2 separate regions of the Homo sapiens genome follow, and region 1 is linked to region 2. The links are chromatin loops, found by intact Hi-C in ENCODE. Cell type or tissue: gastrocnemius medialis. All regions are shown on one strand. Links, peaks and the distances in the headings refer to the core of each region. The heading gives the core; the rest is flanking DNA. Region 1 has its middle 42 kb from the start of LINC02630. Region 2 has its middle 44 kb from the start of PCAT5.

Region 1 (2,921 bases), core at 208-2,707, 120 kb before region 2:
TTGTCTAATGGTTAATACTGAGATTTACCTCTACCGTCTTTCCTAACGTGCAATATAAAACATAATGTTAAATAACATCCCAATAGATTACTAGAATTAACTCCTTTCTCCTAATCAAAATCCCCAACAGTATACAAATATTTAAGTAACTTATTTGGACTTCTCCATAACTTTATGATTGGTCAATAACTCTTGAGAACATTGGGTTTTTATAATATATTTCCGTAACATTACCTCTTCTGAGATAAGACAATGATTAGAAATAAAATTTGTGTTTATTCACTTTCAGATTAATCAAAATGTGTCTCCCTTTTGTTAATATTCAACTAATTTAAATAGTCTTATAACTTTTTCTGAATGTGTATCCTTGTACCATTTATACTTATTTCTTATTTTCATATGGACATTTTGCTTCATGCTCACGGAAAAAAGGATTCATGCTTCTGTTAAGAACTGGTATTGTATTGGATTTCTCTCAGTTCCTTACATTGCGAACCAAAAGCCCATGATCGATTGCAGCCATGATTATGAGAACTTTGGAAATAATTATGAGGTAAAGCCAAGGGGTCAATGTGTCTCAATGAATCCTTTCTTTTTATTGCTGTGTCTAATGTTTTCATTTAGCAACCTGGGATGACGCCTTCTTGATATAAAAGTCAGAAGTATATAGACATAGTAGGTTTCTTAGAGATTATTCCTATTCAAAATGCATACTATTTTTCCTAACAAAAAGGAGCTGGCATCTGAAGAGGTTCAGTGACTCTTACGCAGAAGAAGCTACTGCTAACCAGCAACACCATTGTAAGCCTAGTGCCAGACTCCAGTCCCAGACCCTTCCAGCTGCACCAGGTTATTTTCTTATACACCCAGCAATCTCTTAAAGGTAGAACCACCCTCCCTCTAGATACCTAAATTCCCAAGGGTGTTAGGGGATGCAGGAGCAAGAGTACAAAACGGGACTCTCCTTGCACTGAGTTAGCTGCCAAGTGGGGAAGATGGAAAAGCATCCTCTCCACTCTGCCAGGCGGCAGGGAAGAGAGCCTGGCATCTCTGCACAGCTAGATTGTGACAGATTCCTGCTCAGCTCTCAGGGAGCACTGTCTGATCTGCCTGTAGTGAGTGACAGCTGTGACAGGTGTAAATATCCCGTGTTGTAAATTTCATGAAAGCAATACACCTGGGCCATCTGGCACAACACCGCAGCCTGCTGTGCGCTCCTCCTCCACACCCCAACTGCTGGGAGAAGCACAATGCAAAGCTCACGCCCCGCCAGGGAAGGAAGAGCCAGGGCCACAGACAAGGCCTCCAGACTATCAAAATCATCGCAGCCGCCGGGTTGGAGCCCGGGCTACACGGCAGTTACTGCTGAAGTAAATGTTTTTACATCAGTCAATTTACTCTCCTCAGTGACTCTGTAACTGAGATAATACCCTCATATCACCGAAGAAGACACAGATGCAGAGAAGCTAAGTCACATGCTCAGTGTCTTGAGCTCATCAGCAGCTGATCCCTGATTGAAGCCCAGGTCTGTTGACTCCAGTGCTCGAGATTTTTATGACTACACTAAAACATTTTAATCCTTCGTTTCCTCCCTGTGTTCCTCTGCTCCATTGCTCCAAGAGGTGATAACAAGGGTTTGTTAATATAAGAAAAATTGGTGATCTGTAAACTTTCAGCCCTAGAAAGTCTAAGCAGAACATTTTCTTAGTCTTTTAGAGGCTGCTGTGGGGCCAGACATAATAGTTAAACAGCTGGAAAAATCACTTTAATGACTCACCACAGCTGTACTTTCTTTCTCTCCTTTTTTTTTTTTTTTTTGGCATTGGCTGTTTGGATTAAAACATGGAAAATGTAATGAAATCTTGTAAAGAGGAGAGTGAAAAAATGACAACAGAAGCTGAGTTCTGAAATGCACTGAGATATGATAACAGACAAAAGCCATCATGGGGATGAAGTGCGGGGGAGTATCGCACTGCATCTGCAGAAGAGCAGGCCCCAAAAACCAGGATGCCCTTTATGCCAAACACCCTCACACCTTTATGGATTGTGCTGATGTGTTTAAGCGTCCATCCCCAGTTCGTCTGTGTCAGCTGTGGAACCGTGGGGCTGATGTTTCAGAAGAACTCTGTTTAAGAGAACCTAGGCTATATACCTACTAATTATCCCTATACACAATTCAGGATTTGTGTGGCATTAGGAAGCTGCTTAAAGCAACACTACTAAAGAAACTAACAATAAAAGACAACTTTGAAAAGCATATAATTTTTCAGGAGTTCTCAGGACAAGATCACATTGTAAGACTCCATTATAGTTCCAGCTATGTTTTTACATATCTGACAATGACTGCATCCATGTCCACACAGCACATGCTCAAGCACACTAGGTGATCACTGAAAACATGGTTGTGCAGTTTAGTGGTGCTTACTGTTGACTCTCCTTTCCAGCCAATCTGTTTCCCCCTGGTGTCTCTGAGCTGCCAAGAGTGAGATCTGGATCTCAGCTTCAGGTTCAACTCCACTCAGTCCCTAAGCCAATCCTGCCTAAGGCTTATAGAACATCAGGGCCTCCCTTATCTCATGGAGGTTGTGGAAAATGTCTTGTCAGTTCAGTAATTCTTGTTCCAAAATACCACTACTATGCCTACCAACCCATGTACCAGTTATCTTTATTAAAAAACAAACCATCCCAAAACTCGGTGGTGCAAAATCTCCACTCATTTAACTGGTTATGATTTTGGGTCCTTGCAGTGAGAGTGGGGTGTGGCAGGGACAGCTGGGCTCTGCTCATGTGGTATTGGCTGGGTGTCCTTGTGCACCTGCAGTCAGGTGGCAGCTCAGCTGGTGACGGGCTCATCTTAGGTGGCCTCACTCACCTGCCTGGTGGTCACCTGGGGCTGTTGGCTAAGGCACTTCAGCTCTCTT
Region 2 (2,921 bases), core at 261-2,760:
CTAATTTTTTAATTTTTTGTAGAGACAGGGTCTCACTGTGTTGCCCAGGCTGGTCTAAAACTCCTGAGCTCAAGGAATCCTCCTGCCTAAGCCTCCCAAAGTGCTGGGATTACAGGCATGAACCACCATGCCCGGCCTACAGTAGCATTTTATCAGCACCAGGCAGTGAAACCAAAGTTCAGCAATGTTGACGCTATGTCTGCATCCTTACGCTAGATCATAACTAACAATTAATAATATATTGAGTACAAATTAAGCAAGTGAATGAGGATGAAAAGAGTTGATTTATTCAAGGCCTTGGGAAGTCTAAACGATTATCTGAGAAGCAGCATAACATGGTGGATCACCATAGCCTCCAGAGCCAGACTGTGTGGGTTTACACCTTTCATTTACTGACTGGTTGTTGCAGTTACTTAAACTCTCTGTGTCCCTGTTTCCTCATCTGTAAGATAGAGATACTAACCTACTCATCTCTAGTCGCAGAGATAGCCTACTTCATGTAGGTGCTGTATTAATTGAATTAACATATGTAAAGACTTGGAATAGTCCTTGGTACCCAGCAAGCACAATATAAGCCTTTGCTATTATTATCGACTACATTGATCATCTAAATGACTAACTGCTGCCTTCTTATTTTATGATATAATGCTCTCTGTTGTTCGTTTGTGTATGTTTTTTGTCCCTAGTGTGACTATACATTCCCTGAGGGCAGGGGAAGCTTGTTATTAACTTGGTCACCCCTCAATACCTCATAGAGTGGTAGACTCGTTAGTAGGTGGTCAATAAACACTAATGGAAATCATAAACCCATTTTAAATTCTTATTTAAAATGCCACAAATCAACTCAAAAATCTCTGATGATTTCTGTTGCCTAGGGATCAAGTCTGACCTCAGGCAGGCAGCCAACTCTGTCTTCAAGTTCATGACCTGATGCTTTTTCACGCCCCACTGTCATTGTGTCCCAACAGATTCTCTTGCCACACCCCAAGCAGGGGTGGCAATGCCCACCTTGATGCCTTTGATTGTTTTTCTTCCTTTTCGGGAACACCCTTCCTTTTGTGTTTCGCCCATCCACATCATATACCCCCTTCAAAGCCCACTTGACCTCTCTCCTCCCAGAGGATGCTTCCCAACTCCCCAAGTCAAGTGGTCATCTTCATCATCTCCCGACTCCTGTAGATTATAACTGCAGCTCATTGGAAATGTCTCATATCCAGGCTTAACTATTGGTCAAAATCTTATGTACGGCCTCATTGTATTTATTCATAGCTGATTACCTCCTTGATCAGTTATAAGTTCTGGGAGGTCACAGATGTTGCCGATCTGCCTCATCCTCTTGAATCCCCAGCACAGCATCTGACACATGCTGGGTTGTCAGTGTATTCCTTATCTATTGTGTAACAAATCGCCCCCAAACTGGGCTGCTGAGAACAAACATAATCACTCATGACCTCTCCCAGCGTCTGTGTGTCGGGAGCTCAGGAGCTGCTTGTCTGGTGGTGGTTCTGGCCCAGTGACTCTTGAGGTTGCAACAGATGTCAGCCAGGGCCGCAGGGACCTGGAGACGCCACTAGGGCTGGAGGAGCCGCTTCCGAGGTAGCTCACACACCCCGCTGGCTGGCAAGTCAGTGCTGGCTGTTGGCAGGAGCCTCTGTGCTTCCCACGTGGGCCTCCCCAGAGGGCTGCTGGAGAGTTCTCTGAGCAGAAGGCTGGCTGGCTACCTCCTTTCCCCTCCCACTCCAGAGTGAGGAATCCAAAAAAACACCAAGGCCAAAGCTGAGATGCCTTTTATGACCTGGCTTTGGAAGTCACACCGTGTCTAGGTGTCTGGCTTTTAGAGTCAAGAGATAATTGCTTTTTGTTAAGTGTCATCTTCATGAGTTCATATGCTCTTTGAAAGAAAAAAACGACATCCCCTCCTTCCAGTATCTAGCACAGTGCTTTGCATCCAATAAGCACTCAGATCTTGAATATATTTGCAATTAATGAAAGGATATTTGCTGGTAAATGCCATCAATATCTTCATAATCAATCAAATCATGACTTAATTTTTAGGTTTTCATCAGACAATTATTGTAGTCAGATGAATAATGTTTAAGGAAACAGAATTCCCATCTTCAAAATTCTTTAAACAAGCTGAGAAATGTGACAGACACCACCAGGAACAATTCAAAGATAATCTCCTGTAGCTACTGAGCATAATGCTTTGTGATTTTATGATTTAAGTGTTATGTCTACATGTTTGAGGTTTTCATTTGCTTTTCTTGGCATAGACTCACTGTTTCTAGACCACCAGTACTCCTAAAGACCAAAATTAATTGCTAGTTTTATAGTTTTATATGTCTAAATGATAGGGATGCCAGATTGTGTCAAAATGAAAGCACATCCAAATTTAATGAAGTTCAAAGGAAGAAATGTTTATTTATGGATTAAAGTCTAAAACGATCTGTTGCTTGTAGTTACTGAAATAGTGACAGCTCTTCTCAGCAGGGGGAGGGAGGGTGAGAAGAGAAGAGCCAGGGAGAAAGCTCTTCTGTGAGCCTGAGAGTGGAATCAACAACAACCCAAGTTCCTGGGTCTTTTCACACCAGTTGAGATCACAGATGATATACAAATGAAGTCATGAAGAAAAGGGGAACCTCTGGTAAGGGGGCAGAGGTTTTATTCTCTCAGCTCGTCACACATCTGCACAGGCGTGTCTCGACATGTCTTCAGGAGCAGAGCATACTTAATCTCTTTGGGGCACAGTTTTGCTGGTTGTTGAACTTCAGTGATATCATTAGACATCCCTTGGAATAAAGGGCACAAAGAATCTAACCTACTAGGTCACCAGAAACTTATTTCCACATCGTTTATGACCACCAAGTCCCTGTGCACATGTTGCCTGAGATCAAATCACTGGGTACCATGTTTGCTGGGGC

Evidence for each region. Peaks named below come from ENCODE experiments on the same cell type or tissue, not always from the same donor. Only the 100,000 strongest peaks of a DNase experiment are listed, where the experiment ranks them.
Region 1: a loop joins it to region 2, with 11 times the contacts of the local background. A loop is called at or near these places in 1 of 110 quality-filtered maps.

What each region holds. Positions count from the first base shown.
Region 1 is chr10:35,939,108-35,942,028 of GRCh38, reverse strand. No RefSeq gene overlaps it. Among named protein-coding and RNA genes, the nearest start is that of LINC02630, 42 kb to the right of the region's middle. In gastrocnemius medialis, for the core only: no CTCF peak of the experiment used is centred there; a DNase peak (open chromatin) is centred at 1,230.
Region 2 is chr10:35,821,180-35,824,100 of GRCh38, reverse strand. No RefSeq gene overlaps it. Among named protein-coding and RNA genes, the nearest start is that of PCAT5, 44 kb to the right of the region's middle. In gastrocnemius medialis, for the core only: a CTCF peak has its summit at 1,603; a DNase peak (open chromatin) is centred at 1,580.